Linked DNA regions of Homo sapiens: region 2 is linked to region 1. Evidence: read pairs that join two places in POLR2A ChIA-PET (ENCODE). Cell type or tissue: CD4-positive, alpha-beta T cell. All regions are shown on one strand. Links, peaks and the distances in the headings refer to the core of each region. The heading gives the core; the rest is flanking DNA.

The links. Peaks named below come from ENCODE experiments on the same cell type or tissue, not always from the same donor. Only the 100,000 strongest peaks of a DNase experiment are listed, where the experiment ranks them.
Region 2: POLR2A ChIA-PET joins it to region 1 with 18 read pairs; 11 of 35 experiments call an interaction of 5 or more read pairs at or near these places.

The regions. Positions count from the first base shown.
Region 1 is chr11:12,221,296-12,229,295 of GRCh38, reverse strand. MICAL2 (microtubule associated monooxygenase, calponin and LIM domain containing 2) reads right to left here. Exons shown (of 28, transcript NM_001282663.2): 10 at 7,537-7,652; 11 at 6,553-6,679; 12 at 5,795-5,885; 13 at 4,476-4,623; 14 at 2,926-3,125; 15 at 2,165-2,271. LOC124902634 (a long non-coding RNA gene) reads left to right here and starts at 4,932. Exons shown (of 3, transcript XR_007062598.1): 1 at 4,932-5,186; 2 at 6,172-6,276. In CD4-positive, alpha-beta T cell, for the core only: no CTCF peak of the experiment used is centred there; DNase peaks (open chromatin) are centred at 4,545, 5,085 and 6,985; H3K4me3 peaks cover 1,264 bases; H3K27ac peaks cover 3,676 bases.
Region 2 is chr11:12,128,585-12,138,862 of GRCh38, reverse strand. It overlaps MICAL2 (microtubule associated monooxygenase, calponin and LIM domain containing 2), which reads right to left. Exons shown (of 28, transcript NM_001282663.2): 2 at 403-473. Among named protein-coding and RNA genes, the nearest start is that of MICAL2, 23 kb to the right of the region's middle. RefSeq lists an enhancer at 1,680-2,180. In CD4-positive, alpha-beta T cell, for the core only: no CTCF peak of the experiment used is centred there; DNase peaks (open chromatin) are centred at 4,462 and 5,142.

The sequences.
Region 1 (8,000 bases), core at 1-8,000:
TCTTCCTTGCCCAGCTAAGGCCTTGCTAGCCCATTCCTTCCTAGAGATAGGGAGCCACAGAAGCATGAAGTATCCTGCTCCTGGGGTTGGCAAAACAGCCGCTGCAGCATCCCAGGGAGCAGGGAGTTCAGGCCTCAGTGGAAAAAGTGACCACTGCTCACACAGCCCAGGGAAAGGAGGCTGGGTGGCCCCATCCCACCCTGCTAGGTATGGCTGCCTTGGCCAAGCTTAAATAGACTCTTGGCCACCTAGAGAGACTCAGAAACTTGCAGAGGCTTCCAGCCCACTGTCCTGTTGGTGGAGGGCACCCTGCCATCCTGGAGAGGGCAGGCAAGCTCTGGGCAGGTACTTACAACTGCCCCTACCCCAAGCCACCCCTGCTCCCACCAGTGGCTTCACTCTGGTCCTATTCTCCTCCACCCATCTTCTCTCCTCTGCTCCCACTGACCACCCCAGGAACTCCCCACTCCAGTCCTAGAACTCTGACATTTGCCATCCGCCCCAACACATCCAAATCCCATAGCCTGTCCTCAGCCCCGACCCTGGCTGGCTTCCCTGTCGCCTGGCATGGTCTCCAGGGCCCATCCCGTAGAAGCGCTCTCCTCCGTGGGCTTCCCGACTCCCTCTCTGACTTTCCAACTGCCTGTTCCCCTTCCCATCTTCTTTCCTGGCTGCTCTGCCTCTGCCAGCGCCTCAAACTCCCTTGTTCCCCAAGGTTCGGACTCTTGGTTCTCAGTTTTCTCCCTATCTTCCCAGCATCTATCTTCCTAACTGGACTCCAAGGTCAAGGCTCACATTACTTCTGTATGTCCTATAACTGGATACACAACAAATGCCTTTCAATGAGTTGATTAATTAGTGTGAAGGAAGCATGGGGTAGGGGCAAAGTAATGAAGTACAACGGAGTAGCAGGTGACCTGGCCAAGGCACCTAGCCTCTCTAGGCCTCCAATTTTTTGTTTTTTTTAAGTGGAATTTCACTCTTCTTATCCAGGCTGGAGTGCAATGGTGCAATCTCGGCTCACTGCAACCTCTGCCTCCTGGGTTCAAGCGATTCTCCTGCCTCAGCCTCCCGAGTAGCTGGGATTACAGGCACCTGTCACCACACCTGGCTAATTTTTTGTATTTTTAGTAGATACGGGGTTTCATCATATTGGCCAGGCTGGTCTCAAACTCCTGACCTCAGGTGATCTGCCTGCCTTGGCCTCCCAAAGTGCTGGGATTACAGGCGTGAGCCACCACAACCATAGGCCTCCATTTTTATCTGTAAAATGTGCACATTAAGCAAGAGAACTTGCATTATGCCTCCCACAGAGATGTTAGCACTCACACAAAACTGTCACTGCTCCTTAGGCATGTGATGCCCAAACTGTGTCCCATGGCACCATGTGAACTCACAGAGGTGCCACAGAATATTTTTAATTTTCTAGGAAAACACTATCATGTCTGTCAGACATCTTGAAAAATGCTCCTATTAAGTTATTTGGTCTTAACTACTTAATAAATGAAACTGTTAGGTATTTATTTTGGTATAGGCCCACCATGAAAAAAATTACAGAGACATTAAGGGTGCTATAAGTTGAGAAAGTTTGGGAACCTCTTTATTAGGCTCCGAGCTCCTCAAAGGCAAGGTCCATATATTATTCACTTCTGTATATTTGCTCCCCTCATCAGAAACAAAAAATATAGCCCTGAAGTTGACCTATAGGAGAGCCCAATATATATTTGTTGAATGAGTGAATAAATACAAATTAATGGAACAGATGTGTAAACAGAGCATCATCACCATGCACTTCTGCCACTAAACTGATGGCCGTCATGTTCCAGATCTAAACTGCTCAGCACAGTGAGAAATCATTTCATCCCCATCCCTCAGGAAGCAGAGCTGATCTGATTTACTTGTAAAAGCATTCACCAATATGTTCTATCAGCTCGCTACCATGTCCTTCCTATAACCACTTTGAAGTCATTGAAACTAGCTACACAGTGCCAGGAAGAACTTCCAAAAACACTCAGTCACTAATCCGAGTTTTACTAGCATCTTCCGGGAGCGCCTGATCCATGTAACTTACTAGCCTCAACAGGCTGAGAATGTGACAATCTCCGTTCCTCATACCCCGTCCATGTGCAATGGGAAATAAAACCGAAACCAGGCCAAAACTTACCCGTGGAGTCCTCTTCCTTGGAAATGTGAGGTTGAGATAGTTATTAGAAATGGATGATTTGGCCAAGCTGAGGTCAGCATTTTCTCCATAGTTTTTGCGCCAAGAATCTGTTGGGAAATAAAGCGCAACTGTGATTTGGAACCTGGCTCTGGGAAGTATGGCTATAACAAGGAGGTGTTGGCTGGGTGTGGTGGCTCACGCCTGTAATCCCAGCACTTGGGAGGCCAAGACAGGTGGATCACGAGGTCAGGAGATCGAGACCATCCTGGCTAACACAGTGAAACCGCGTCTCTACTAAAAATACAAAAAAAATTAGCCAGACGTGGTGGTAGGCACCTGTAGTCCCAGCTACTCGGGAGGCTGAGGCAGGAGAATGGCGTGAACCCAGGAGGCAGAGCTTGCAGTGAGCCGAGATCACACCACTGCACTCCAGCCTCGGCGACAAAGCGAGACTCCCTCTCAAAAAAAAAAAAAAAAAAACCAAAAACAAACAACAAAAAAACAAAAACAAGGAGGTGTCATTGTAACCAGGTCCCTCTAAAATAATTCTGTCACCCCAAACTCAAGATGTAAATGGCATACAGATCCACTTACATGCACAGGGGCTGGGTGAGTGGAGTCACCCCTGTTTGGCCTCAAAGTCAAGGGGAACACACTGGGCAGCCCCAGAACAGACCATACAGTGTTAGGAGCAGCCAGACTCAGAGACAGGGACAGAGTTGGCTCAAGGGGCTAAGCAAAACCTCTGTGCAGGTGCTTACCCACGGGCCTCAGTGGGGTGCCCCGGAAGAGCTCGTAGAACTTGGAGAGGTACATGACCATGCTGAGCTTGTCAGGCTCCTGGGCAGATGCCATCTCTTTGCCCGTGGTCACTGGAGGGATCCCAAACTCTCGCTCGGCCACATCAAATGCGAGCTGGTTGTTCTCCACAGCATCATCTTCATTCAAAGAGTCAAAGTTGCTAGAGAATCAAAACAAAGCAGAGAAATTCAGGGAGAGGAGGCAGAGGTGTGGCGAGCTGAGCACCTTCAGGTGGTAAGGAGCACTGAGGGTGACACTCTGCCAGGTGTCGGCAGGTTACAGGGGAGGAATAGTGACCCCAGCCCCTACTCCCAGTTCTCACCCACCACTCCACTGGTCAGGAAGGGACAAAATCAGACCTGGGCCATGATGACGTTATTGCTGCCTGGGCTAAAGCCATCAGAAAATGATTTAAACCTCTTGGGAACATTTATGAGCTATTTTACTTTTAAATATATCCCTTACTTTTTTTCTTTTTAATTACAAAAGTAAAATGGGCATCTTGTAAAAAACATCAAGTTATATAGCATATAAAGTAAAAAGGGAGACCAGGCGCAGTGGCTCATACCTATAATCCCAGCAGTTTGGGAGGCAGAGGCGGGCAGATCACTTGAGCTCAGTTCGAGACCAGGCTGGCCAACATGGCAAAACTCTATCTCTACTAAAAATACAAAAATTAGCCGGGTGTGGTGGTGGGCACCTGTAATCCCAGCTACTCAGGAGACTGAGGCAGGAGAATTGCTTGAACCTGGGAGGCGGAGGTTGCCATGGGCTGAGATTGCGTCACTGCACTCCAGCCCAGGCAACAGAGCAAGAGACTCCAGCTTAAAAAAAAAAAAAGACGGTCCATCCTCCTAAGGCCACCTCATTTCCTAAAGTACCAATTGCTAGCCCTTGGGTAGGTTTGCTGTCAGCCTTTTTTGTGATTTGCACCTGGCTGTGAAGTTCTGCTGCTGCTGATTTAAACACAGATGCACCATGCTTTAGCACCACAGTGTTTCCTCAAACATAACCTGATCTCCCCAATGACCCTGCTGCTATTTCTAATTTGTAGACGAAGAATCTAAAGCTCAGAGAAGGTAAGTGGCTTGCCCAAGGACACACAGCTTATGGATCTGGGTCTCAAACCTAATTCTATAAAACCCTCAAACTAGTCCCTGGAACTAGGTCTGGCCCATACTCCTCTCTTGAGGGTGAAGCTCCAAGGTGTGAATGCTCAAATTCCAAAGAGTGTGGTGATGGGGCTCGGGGGGGAAGGGTAGTGGGGGGTGAGGTGTCAAGAGTGCCATCACTAAGCCGGAGCCAATTTTTATCCTCACATATTAGGAACACAGATCAAACACACTGCTGACAGAGTAATCAGTGCAAAGGGAAAAGAACAAATGTTAAGAAAAATCTCAAATTGAAACACAGAAAGAGAAATATTGAACCAAGTAATGAAGATTCTGCATGCAGCAGAATGGCCTTGGCATCCCTCGTCTCCAGGGGCCAGCCTGGGCCCCAGACTCACATGAGCTCAGGCCGGAAGCGGTGGATGATGGCACACAGGGCCAACCCACTGCGCCAGGATGTGGTCAGGTCGGTGACGTTGACATGCTGGTAGCCCTCTGTCTGCTGCTGGCACCAGGTCAGGAGCTTGCTGGGCCGGATATCTGACTCTGCAAGAAGGAGAGCGCAGGCAGTGAGGCTCTGCAGGAATCTCACACGGTCTGCCCTGGCGCTCCCTTCTCATTGCCACCATGGCTGGGGACCAGGACGAGCGGCCCCAAGGCAAGGGGCCAGGGCAGGGGGCCACTGGCACGGGTGCAGCTCCCTGAGGACTGCTGCTTGGGGGCCTGGTCAGGAGTGTGGCAGGAGGGGAGAGGAAGCATGTTCTCTTCCAGCAGAGTTCCTAAGACCTACTGTGTTTAGGCCCTGCCAACAACATGCTCATCTAGTGGGGAAGATAGTCACAGAGGGGGTGATGATGACACAGTGCTGCAATGGAGGGAGAAACAGGGGGCTGTGGGAGCACATTAGCAGGTTTGCCTGAGTCTGCGCTGGGAGGGGAATTCTCCAAAGAAAAGTGTAATGGGGAGGTACGTTTGAGCTTGTTCTTTGAGAGCATCTAGGAACTTATCAGACGGAAGAAGTCATTCCAGGAAGACAGAAAGGACTGTGTGGTGGCTAAGAATCTAGAAAAACCTGCTATGTTTGCGTAACAGTAAAATGGTTGATTATGGTAAGTGGTTTATTACAGCAGTGGGGCATGTCGTGGTGTGTGGAGGGGAGGGAGGAGTACAGCTGAGTTTGCCTAAGGAAGGAGAGGAGGCAAAGCCTGGACAGGCACAGGTAGCCAAAGAGGTCTCTAAGCAGGAGAGCATCCTGAGCTGAGCTGGGCGCTGGGAGTTCCTCATTTAACCATCCCATCTCCCTGTGTTGAGCACTGGTCCTGTGTCCAGAGCACTGCTAGGCTCAGGATGATCAGGAAAAGGGTGAAGTGCATTAAGCTCATTATCTACTTAAGGGGACAAGGCCCCCATGCAGGAAACAACAGGAAAATAAGAACAAGTCCCAGTGAAATAATCCCCTGGTTCATGTTTACTGTGTGAAGCTCTCGACACACACTAGCTCCTTTCATCTTCATAATGATTCTCTGGGCAGGGGTTCTCTTGGTCTCACAGAGGAGGAACTGGAGTACAAAGAGGACAGGTGCCTGCCCATGACCACACAGGTAAAGGGGCAGAGCCAGGCTGGTTGCAGTGCCTGTGTCACCACGGTCACTGAGCAGTCCTCCTCCCCTCAAAGCTCTTCCCAGCCACCCACCAGGGTCCCAGGAGGGCCGCTTACCCTTCCTGGAGAGGTTGACAGATCTCCTCACCGAGCCCAGTCTCTCGAGAGGGTAGTGCTCCAGCTCCTTAGTGATATACAAATGCTTCACCTATGAGCAAGAGAGACATGCTTGCCCACCAGTTTTCCCCCAAATCCTAGTCTCAGGGCCCCTAAACTCGACCCACCCCCAATTCAGTGCCTGCCACCATTTTCCTCTACTGCTGGGAGGCATGACCTTCGGCAAGGGAACGCAGGCAACTTCAGTCATAGAGCAATGGGCCTCAATCTTCCACCCAGATGCAGGCAAACTAAGTGGGAATGTCTGTAGCTAATTTGTGTGTATGTAATTAGCTAATTTTAAAAATTCACACAATTTTCTGTTCTATTGACCAAAGAGGTTGAGAGTTTGGTGGCTTTAAATTAGTGGAAGAAGAAATGGACCCCAGGACCAAGGGTGGTATGCAGAGATCATATTTGGCCAAGTAGCTTATTTGAGACAGGTAAGATCAGCAATGCATATGCATAGTGACAATATATATAAATATATGCACATATACATATAAATCTCTCCCCCTACATGTGTTCTAGTTCTGTCCTGCGGGCTAGAAAGAATGCTGACTCGAGTGGGGAGAAGAACTGGTCCCACCATTAGGCCAGCAGGCCTTGGTGGCCTTAGTCCCAGGAATGGACCAAAATTTAATGTGACCCCCTCCCCACCACCTCTTCCCACTGTTCAGTGCAGAGTGATTCAGACAGAGCCCCAGCAATGGACTTGCCTGATGGGGCCTGACACAGTGTGAGTTGAGGTTTGGGTACCGTGTCCCTGGGTCCAACGTGTACTGCTCAAAGTTCTTGTTGATGTTCTCCGGGGTTGTCTGAGGTAACAGCCGGTAGAGACTTTCCCTGGAGGGAGGCGGAGCCTGGAGGTCAGGGATCACTTTTGCCACCTCAGGCCTTGTCCCCACCCTTCCCTACTTCCCCCTTCCTCTGGCTCAAGGGCTTCCTGGACATGTTTGTCTAACCCTTCCCTGAAATACCTGACTCTCCTGGTTCTTGAGATCTGCAAAGTGGGGAGAAGGTCAAAGGGGCCGAGAGGAAAGGGGCGCCTGGGTGACGGGGATGCTGGGCTCCTCCACCCAGGCAGGGGGAGGGATGCAGGGCTGGCAGCACGGTGGCCTGTGGTTTTGCCATAACCATGTTCAGCCACGCTGCCTCCTGCGGCCTGCTCCCCACGACCACAGGCTTCCACACCCAAGATTGTCAGGGCCTGCCTCCGCCCGCCAGCCCTGACCTCCCCCCGTCCACCAGCTGTCACAGCCACGTGGCCAGCAGCAGGGGTCTGGGAAGAAGCCCAGGATCTCAGTGGTGTGAGAGGCCTGGAAAGCCAGAGAATCCAACCCCCATCCAGGACAGGAGACTCAGCGCTGCCCTGGAAGATTCCCTTAAATAAACCTCTCTGGCTCTTCGGTGAATGAGCAATGCTGGGGAGCCCCAGCTGCAGGGCCAACCTAGATGAAGATTTCTCTTTGTCATCCAGGGCCCAAGGTCCTGGCCCCAGAGAAAGTCACTGTAAGAGTCAGATAATGATGGAGAAAGCATCCTTGGGGATGCTGATGATCAAATCAGGCCACACATGGGAAGGTAGAATGGAGGAGGCAGAGGCTCCAGGTATATCCAGCAGTCACCTGCGGGGTGATCTTGCCCCCTTTCCTGCCTGAGTGCCCTGCCCCCCAGTTAGGAGCCCTACTGTCAAAGCTCACCTTTCAGCCAGCAGCTCCAGGGGAGGGGTGCCCTGGTTCCAGCTCTTCACCATCCATGCCGTGTCAAAGGCTGCCAGGAAGCCACGGGCACAGCCTGTACCCATGGGCCAAAATGGCTGCAAAAGAAAACGTGCAAAATTCCAGTTGATTCTGATGACTCCCGATCTATGATCTCATTGGACCCAGCACACACTGATTGCCAGGACTGTGCAGGGCACTGGAGGGACAGAGAGGTGACAGGGCAGGGACCCTGCTACCTATGAGGATTCATCACAAGGTCAAATAACTATAGCAGAAGGTTAAATGTAAAGGGTGCTATGACGCAGGCATAGCAAAACTGCTTTAGGGCTCAGAAAAGGCGAGACGAATTCCCATCCTGGGAGAGGGAGATGGAAATCAGAATAAGCTTCTTAAGAGTTGCATTAAGCTGATTTTAACAAATGGATGGGATTCTGATCCTGAGC
Region 2 (10,278 bases), core at 944-8,943, 91 kb after region 1:
AGCTTTGTGGACCATAAAAGCCCTGATCAAACCTCAGGGATGAGACTCCTTGAGTCCACAAACAGCTGTTGGTCACCTGTGATGTGCCTTGTACTGTGCCTGCCGGGAATTGCTGCCTGGCTCAGACAGGAAGGCGGGAGTCTGGTTCCTTGCCCTTGAGGCTCCCACAGCCGGTAGGTGGGACAAGCAGGTGAACAAACCCTAACTCAGTGGTGTATCTGAGGCAAGAACACAGCGCTAGGGGAGTGCAGAGGAGGTGGTGCTGACTCAGAGGGAACAGCGCGCCCTGGGCACAGCAAGCTGCCCCAGGATGGTGGGAACATCCCACACTTTCCTAAGCCTAGGACCAGCCCCCAGGAGCTACTCCACGGTAAACAAGATCCACCACTGTGACTTACTCACTGGATTCTCAGGCATCACAGTGGTTAAAGTCTTCTCTTTCTGGGATGAGACACACACGGGTTGCCATGTTCCTTTAAAAACAAGAGCCCAACAATTAATGTCAGTGACATCATCGTAGCTTATGCCTCCTTTCTAGTCTCCTCCAAGAGGTCACGCATGCTTGTGCACTCTGCCTTGTGGGACACTTCACCCAGCAAGAGGAAATGGACAGAGAATCTCTCCCTGGCCTCCAACAAGTTTTGCACGTGAAGAAAGGAATAGCAAGATGGCTAAACAAATTCTATTGTTGGCTGCAGTCAGGGCACCCTAAGGGCTTATCAGATCTCTACACAAAGACTTTGCTGAGGAGTAGGAGGGATCCGGAAAACAATGCTTTATTCGCTGCTTTAGTAAAAACAGAAAGTGTCAGAATTTTTAAGTGTGAGACACAATGAAAGTAAATCAAGCAGGTGTAAAACTGGATAACAAGTCCCCAGTGTGAAACGGGTCCCATTTTCTAACACTGAGTAAACTAGGGAGTTATGAAAGTGCACCAGCTGATCATGGCTGAGTTTCCTAAACTAATTTTTCTCTTGGCTTCCAGTGACGACCCACATTATTTCATGACATCCTATTGCTTCTGCAGAAAATGCCTCTACACCTGTTTGGAAAACGAAGCCCAGAGTTACAAAATATTTCTAATGATTTACTTCCACATTAAAAAATAAATCAAAATATTTAAGAGGTAACCTCAAAGGGACAAAAACTAACACAGGTGTGAAATTTGACATCTATAAGAGGCAATATTCATACTCCAGGGAGGTATACGCACACTTTGTTCAACAGAGTGGTGCCCCCCACACACACACTCACACACACACACACTCTCTCTCTCTAGCACACAAAGAGCACACATTGTTAGAGTGCTGGGAGATGGGACTCACTGTTCAGAATTCTCAGCCCGTTAATGGGAGACAGCCTATGAAGTGCTGTGTACTGTCATGGGTGGAGACTAGACCTGCTTGATCTCAGTGGCTCCTCACAGACAGCAAACAGAGGCTTACAGAACAGATGGCACTTGCCAAGCCCCTACAGCAAGGCAGGATTGGAGCCCAGGACTGGCTGCCCCTGTGCTCATGGTCTTTCCCACCAAGCTGAGGGAAAGGTGTACTGGACATCAACTCTGATTTAGTCCTGGTGGGCCCACACACCGGGCGAGCCTGGCGAGCTCCAAGGGCGGCCACCTGGGCAGAAGCGGCAGCCCTGCCCGCCCGTCATCATCATTACCAAGCCCACACCCCTCGGGGCTTGTGCCAGCTGACAAACAGGCTGGCCTGCCTGGGCCACATTCTATCAGCCTGTGCTGCAGGCTCGGTGCTGCTGCTTCCAGCCAGAAGTCAAAGCGGCTAGAGGCCTTGACTTGTCTGCCCCCTGCTTCTCAAGGGAAGCTTCTGGGATCTGTGGGTGGGGAGCTGGACATCCTGGTACAGAATTCCATCATTGGTCCAACCAGAGTTTCAGAAGCCAGGGACCCCGCCATGCTCTCTAGATCTCAGGAACAGAAGTCCCTACCCACCCTAGGGCATTACGGAGACCAGCAGCAGGGACACGGGGCTCTTTAAGGTTCAGCTTAGGCTGTCTTCATGGTGGGTTGGAGGCAGGTATGACTGGACCAGGCTACAAGGGCTGACCACTGGTCAGATGCTCACAGAGGCCTGGGCACACTGTGTCCAGCCACTCAAAGGACCAACTCGTACCCTTTGTCTGACCAACAAGCCAAATACACTTGAGCTCCCTGTAACACCAACAAATTAGAAGGTCCTAGAGCCCAATACCTTCTGGCCTTTGAGGGTCAGGGCCTCTGTTCCCTCATCCATAAAATGAGGAGCTTGATACAATTGGTGATTTCCTCACCTAGGACCCCATTCAGCTGCCCCCCTCCAGGTACCCTGACTTTTAGAGACACCGACAAAACTACTTAGTTGTTATAAGAGGGAGGGATTAACCTGTGTACAGGTATTGCCTTGGGTAGTTAACACTGCTACCTCAGCTAATCCTCCCAGCAACCCTGTAAGACAGGTAGTACGGTATCATTACAGAGGGGGAAACTGAGGCATGGCACAGCGAAGTGCTTCACCCAAAGTCTCGATTAGCAGAGACCACAGCAGCTCTGGGACTCCCGATGGAGCTGGCCTGAGTCCACGCCCATGCTCACTCCCTGACACTATATTTTCCTTTGTAATCAACCAGAATGAAGAAATGCTGTCTCTCCTTGGACTTGCCATCAGGCCAGTGCCAAGCAAAGAAGCACGAGGTCTCTGGTCCCTCATGGGCCTGATTTGGGTGATACAGGGAAGGTTTCCTGTGAGATTGAGTGGGACATGACAGGCCCAAGTGACAGGAACTCCGGGAGCCTTCCTCTTGGATGTTTTCAGAGTCTAAGCTCTTCCCTGAGGGACCCCAGCACTTGGACAGGGCCTGGAGCCTCCAGGCCCTCAGTAAATATTTGTTGAATGAAGAAATGAATAAACTCAGAGTTTCAATGCACTAAAGACTTGTTCAAGAACCATCTGGTGTAGGTCGGTGTGAGATAGATCGAGACCAGCTCAAACCTCACAGCCGACCCCTCAGCAGCATGCAGCAGGTAGGGGTCTCCACATCCCAGCCCCTCCCCAGACTGTGGACAAAGACTCAGGTGCTGAGCCAAACCAGGGGAGCTGCAGACAGAGCAAGAGAAGTGTCTAAATGTGCAGGCTACCCAGTGAGGCAGTTAAGAACTTGGGCCCTATGATCAGTCAAACCAAGGGTCCTATCCCAGCTCTGTCACTTTAAATTAGTTGGGTGGCCCTAGGCAAATCACATCATCTCTGTGAGCCTCAATTTCTTTTTTTAAAATGTGGATGATGTTAGCACCCACTTCATAGGGCTTCTCTGAAGATTAAATGAGATAATCCTATAAAGGACTTAGCCCATTGCTTGCTCAGAGCAGGTGCTTGGAGGTGATGTCTGTTATTGTCTGCATCAGAGTGGGTGGGTAACGGCACTTCTGGAGCCCTCTGCTTGGGTTCACTTCCAGCTCTCCTCCTAACTAGCTATGTGACTTTGGGCAAATTGCTTAACCTCTCTCTACCTCAGTTTCCTGGTATGTAAAATGGGTTGACTGTGAAGATTAAATGAGTTATGCAGGTAAAGAGCTTAGAATGTGTCTTGCATAAAGTAGCTCAAGAAAAGTGAGCATTATACTTAATTATTAATATTACTAGTATTCTTCTCTCTGTGTCTCTCTCCTGATAACAGACTCCACCCCATCTCCCACTCTCCAGCCAAAAAGGAGGGTATAGGACTCAAGGTGGGCTCATGGGAGTATCTTTTCTCCTTAGCAGTGGTACATGGGGTGTGCACATGCTCCAGGCCAGGCCAAATTCCAATCTGAAAACTCCTGGGGAAGGCCTGGTCCTCTTAGGTTGGCGGCAGGGCTGTGTGGGGTCAGCTGGGAGCTGCCTGCAGCCATAGTGCACTGAACAGGGGACTCTGGTCTAGAGATGCTGGAGGTCACATGCTGTCTTCCTGGGGCTTGATTCTTCTGCACCTCTTTTGAATCTTTGAGCCTCCTCGAAACCTTCCAATGTATCCTTTTTAATTTAATTTTTTTTTTGTAGAGACAAGCTCTTGCTATATTGACTATGCTGATCTTGAACTGCTGGCCTTGAACGCTCCTCCAGCCTCAGCCTCCCAAAGTGTTGGTATGAGAGGCATAAGCTATGCATCCCATTTTTGCTTAAGCTCATTCAAGTTTGGTTTCTGTGCCTTGAAACCAAAAAACTCCCAAGTAATAACAGCCCTCAACAAGTGCCTGCTTTATCATCACCAAATCCCACCCAGGAAGAAAAGCCAGCTGCACACCCAGTGAGACCCAGGAAGCCAAGGGAGAGCAAATATGTACAGCAAGGTATCTACAGACTGAAGTGAGGGGAGGCCACTGCAAGCCCCTGGAGCAGGGCCCTTCCTGGGAGAAGAAGTTACCGAAACCAACAGCGAGCAGCCCAGCCCTGTGCTTCCTGGTTGAGAACGGAGCCTCAGACCCAGCCCCGGAGCCATGCCCATTATGAGAGGGGAAGAAGAGAAAGAAGGAAGCTAAAGCTGATTTTCATTGACTTTGAAGTGGTGCAGAAAAAAAATCCAGATAGCTATTTAAAACAACTCTTTTTAAAGGAGGAAGTAAGGGAGAAAGTGGGGAGCATGGATAAGGGAAGAAAACTTGCCTTGTTTGAGTACTTAAATGTGCCATGCACTGGTGGTCACACTCATTGAATTGTATGATCTTGTCTAACCTTCAATGAAACACTGGGAACTGGATGATCATCCAACCCATTTTCCAGGTGAAGAAACTGAGGCTCATGAAGGTCAATAACTAACTCGCCAAGGTCATGCCACTAGTGCCTCATGCCTGTTCCACCCCATGCACACCACCTCCTCAGTACACTCTGATTTCAGTGGAGCCTGGGGTCTTTTCCTCACACAGCCCATTTCTACTGTCACTCACATCTGTGCTCAGATCCCTCAGAGGTGATGGCAATGTCCTGCTGCTCCTTTATTCATAACTACTCAGAGGAAAGCGCAGCCCTGAGACACAGACAGGAGAGGCAGTATCTTGACAGCTCAGGTGCATCCTTGGGCAAGTTTCCTTTTCAAGACCTTAGTTATTTCAATCTCAAAGAGCTCTAGTGTGATTTTACTGGATGGCATGTATCAGTGGGTTTCCTGCTCTTGAGGGCAAGATTTGCCTACGCCTGACAACCAGCCAACAGGCTGTAAAACATCATCTCCTTTGCGTGTTTTTTGTTTTACTTTTTTTTTTTTTCTCAGTCACCTGTCCCAAGAGATTCTGACTTAATAGGGACGACTATAGTCCCTGTCACAAAGCATTGTGCTAAACAATATTATCGTTGCTTGTCTCACTTACTCACTACTTTCTGGACCAGCACCCAAAGATGATCTACTCCCGTATCCCATGCCTACTAATAGCATGGTTTTAATTCCCTTCAGGAAAGGAAGCTGCACCTTCAGGTGTGTTTTTAAAGGGTTTTAAATGGAAAAAATGGCCGGGCACAGTGGCTCACACCTGTAATCCCAGCACTTTGGGAGCCCGAGGCAGGCAGATCGCTTGAGGTCAGGAGTTCAAGACCAGCCTGACCAACATGGTGAAACCCCATCTCTACTAAAAATACAAAAATTAGCCAGGTGTGGTGGCGCACGCCTGTAATCCCAGCTACTTGGGAGTCTGAGGCACAAGAACCGCTTGAACCCAGGAGACAGAAGCTGCAGTGAGCCGAGATGGTGCCACTGCACTCCAGCCTGGGTGACAGAGCAAGACTCTCAAAAATAAAATAAATAATACAAAATACAAAGCAACAGAAAAAAAATCCATGGCCTGGTAGCAAAAACTAAGAACCAAAATATGCTGACAACCACCCACCTCTCCTGCAGCATGGGCCATGAGATGAACACACAAATGAGCACAGGCAAGCGCCTTCTTCCACAAGCCCCAGGGAACCCAGCACCGAAGTCTGCATGGGCATAAACTAAATAACCAGTGGAGTAAGGAGTAAAGATACAAGCATCAGTTGGTACAAAAGAACACACAGCCAAGATGGAAGTGGTAGCTTCTAGCATTTGCTAGAGAATTAAACTGGGAACTGTGATCTGGAATGACATGAAAATCTTCCTGACTACAATCATGTCAAGAAGAAAAGCTCTTGGCAGAGACTTGGCTCTATCTGTGGGAATAGGGAAGATCAAGAAGCCATCCCAAGCAGGAAGCCTTGCCTGCTGACCCTCACAGGACACAGGCTTCATAATGCCACACCGCCCAGCGCCCAGCTGGCAGCTAATGGCTATTCTCTTTGTTTTCCAGCTGCCAGCTTCAGAGAGTGGTTGCCCCAGTCATGGGGGATTATCCAGGCAGGTATTTCCCTTACTTTTCTTTTTCTTTTCATAACTTTATTCTCTGCTATTTAAAAAATAAAAAGGAACCGGCTCATTTTCCCTGAGGGCATGATTTGGTTTCACTCCTGGGTGAGATATGGTGCCACACAGCATAGCACTGCCTGGTGTTGGAGTGGCATGCAGTACACTAGCAGGGATCCATGGGCAACTTGGACCAGATAGAAATCTGAAAGAGAGTGGAATGTTCAAGGGGTCGCATTTCCTGCACTCCTGCTGCAAACCTGGTTTCCCTTAAACCAGCCAGGAAAGATTATTCAACCAGCATTTGCTGAGTGCCCTGGCTGGGACTGCGAGGAACATTAAAAAGCATGGGAAACAGGGGCCAGGACTCAGGAAGCAGAGGTGGTAGGAGGATGGGTGTTGCCTCAGAGCAGCCCACCCCTAGGCTTGGATCCCTGCCTTGCTGCCTGTCTGTTGTGCGACCTCAAGCAAGTCATTTCAGCCCTAAGGCTCATTTGCTCCCCTTTGTGGAATGACGTCTACCTTATAAAGCTAGGGTGAGGATTCAATGAGATAATACCTATCAAAGAATAACAAAGGCTGCCATATGTTAGCCATTTACTATGAGCCTGGACCTGTGTGCAAAGTGCTTTGCATGGATTATTCCATCCAGTTCTTACAACTTCCCTCTGAGTAGGCTTCGCATCCTCAATCTCAAATGAGAAAATGAGACTCAGAGAAATGAAAACACTTACCCAAAGTCACACAGCTCATAAAAAACAGAGCTAGGACATACCCAGCCTCCATGCAACTGCCTGGAACATGGTGGGTGCACAAAACATGTTGCCTGCCTTCCCTTCAGGAAGCAGAGAGGGTGAGAAAGAACTCCCAGGAAACAGGTAAATGCTGAACTGGGGGCTGTTGATTCTCTGCCCAGCAAGCATATGGAGAAAGGAGGGGAAACTGGGTCTGAGAGGGTTTAGGAAGCCTTTCTGAAGACAGCAGGGCTGAATCCAGACTTGGGGGATGAGGGTGTTGAAAAGGCAGAGAAGAAGGAAAGTGCTGAAGAACCAAAGCAAAGAATTGGGGCCAGGGATGGCCCAGGTGCAGAGGAGAGGAGACCAGCCAGCTTGGAGGATGAGAAGGGGGAGCTGGTCTGACTGAGGGATGGGCAGCCTGAGCCATTACCTTGGGGCAATTCTACTGGGATCTTTTTTTTTTTTTTTTTTTTTTTTTGAGACGGAGTCTCGCTCTGTCGCCCAGGCCGGACTGTGGACTGCAGTGGCGCAATCTCGGCTCACTGCAAGCTCCGCCTCCCGGGTTCACGCCATTCTCCTGCCTCAGCCTCCCGAGTAGCTGGGACTACAGGCGCCCGCCACCGCGCCCGGCTAATTTTTTGTATTTTTAGTAGAGACGGGGTTTCACCTTGTTAGCCAGAATGGTCTCGATCTCCTGACCTCATGATCCACCCGCCTCGGCCTCCCAAAGTGCTGGGATTACAGGCGTGAGCCACCGCGCCCGGCCCTACTGGGATCTTTCTCACCTGCAACCCAGAGGCCCTCCGGCCTCTGCTCCTCCAGTCATGCGACCATCACAGAGGGAGCTGAGAAGCAGTTCCAGGTGCCAAAGCCCAGAAACCTCTCTCTTCCCACAGCAGTATCAGGGTCCACCTCCATAAGCAGGTGTGTTTGCCAATTCCCAGTCTGTGCTGCTCTGCAGACCTGCCAGGCCTTAATTCTAGCCCAAGTGCTGGGGTGCCAGGAAGCTAAAATGCTGCCATGTGCACTTAAGAAGCACCACCCTCAGAGCCTCCACCCAAGTATTCAAAGTTGGCAGGAGGGAGGAAGAGGCACAGGTAAAGCCGAGGTTGTAGGACCTGAGCCCCTTGTGGCAGGGTCCCTGTCTTGCTGGACTTTGTATTCCTCATGCCTGCTGGGACACTGTAGGTACTTCCTCAATAAACTTTTGTTGGGCTGAACTAAACAGGAGATTCTTCTGCTTAAGGAACAACTCCAAGGAGTTTAACAAGTCTGAATTAAGGGCTGACTTTGAGCCCTGGGTTTAGTCCCACCTTGGCTAGAAGGATCATTTGCCTGTTTGCCTCCCAGGGAGTAAGTACTCCCCATCCCATCCCTCTGCCCTGTGGCCTCTGATTCAGCCCCCTGCAGGCCCCTGGCCAGGCTCCAGGCAGTGATTCTGGGCTCTACACCTCAGCACCTGCTCCTCCTCTTGCCTCCTCCACCTTCAGTTGCAGGGTCCCTCATGGCACATTTATGCTCAGGACAATTTCATACTCAGGCACTGCAAATGCTTCAAGCTACAATGCTCTCCCCCATTGTCTCCCACTCCCCACCAAGTTCCAAATGCTGAGTCCCAGCCCAGACCTCAGATCCACAGAGAAGGGACAATGGAGTGGGGATGATTTGAGCAACTCCAATAATCAGCTCTGCTCAAAGCCATCACCATGTGCTTAGTTCGGGAGTAACAAGACCTGGGAACAAAGGGTGAAAGTAGAATTGTATAGCCTGGGCGCAGTGGCTCACGCCTGTAATCCCAGCACTTTGGGAGGCCAAGATGGAAGGATAACTTAGAGTCCAGGAGTTTGAGACCAGCCTGGGCAACACAGGGAGACCCTGTCTCAACTAAAAACAAAAGAAAAAATTAGCCAGGCATGGTGGCGTGCACCTGAAGTCCCAGCTACTCCAGAGGCAGAACTGGGAGGATCATCTGGGCCCAGGAGGTTGAGGCTGCAGTGAGCTATGATCCCACCACTGCTCTCCAGCCTGGGTGACAGAGTGAGACCCTGTCTCATATAAATAAATGAATCATAAAATTAAGAGAAAAACAAATGAAAAACTGTCCACGTAATTGAGGACCACCAAAAAAAAAAAAAAAAAAAGAAGAAGAAGAAGAAACAGAGTAGAATTGTATAAAGGTCGGCTGGTCACCACATGACCTCCTCCCAGTCCTCTTTAGGAAAAGGGCTAAGGGGGAAATGATGAATGGCTTTAGGGGAAGAGTCAATCTGAAACTCCAGAACAAAGCTTTCTGGGATAGGAAGGGGGGTGCGTGTTTCATTACCTTCCACTTGCACGTTTTGGAGCAAGTTATTCAACCCTGCAGAGCCTCAGTCTCCTGACCTGTTCAATGGGGACAGTACCCAGTAACCGCACAGGGTAACTGTGAAGACCAAATGAAATATGAATGGGAATGTGTTTGGCAAACTGTAAAGCACCTTTGGAAATATCAGACATTTTCCAAATCCTGAGAGGTGGGGTCTTCAGGTCAGAATATGTGGCTTGAAGGGTAAAAGAAAACCAAGAATCACTTCTTTTGGCCCAAGTCTCTATTGACAGCTTCTAGGACAAGGCACAAGTCTTCAGGGATTTTAGAAAGATGCTGATTGAATTCTATTCATGGTCTTGTAAAGGGGAGACCTACACCCACATCTATATAATAAGGCAAAACAGAATGTGTTACAGAATGATCCTGCAGAGAGGATGGACATTCTACCCTGACCTCAGAGATTAAGAAGGCACTTACAATAATACTATAATATAAAAATAATATAAGAATTGTTAACATAATAATAACTCTTTCAGAGTGCTTGCTATGGGCCAGGCACTGTTCTAAGTGTTGACATAGCTTCTCTGATATTCTCATAACAACCCTATGAAGCAAGTTTGCAGATGACAAAACTGAGGCACAAAGAAATTGACTTCTATCTTGGACTTACATGGCTGGTAAGTGCTGGAGCCAGGATTTGAACTTGTCAGGCTCTGCTCCTTTTGGGAAACCAAAATGGGTTTCAGATAGACTCTGAGAGGGTGGCTGAAAGGCTCTGATAAAGCCTGCAGGGCTGAGTCATTGAAGAAAGGTACTGTTTCACCCACAGTGTCTCCCACCCATGCTTTCCCCACTACATTCACACTGCCCCGATCTGTCCTGGAA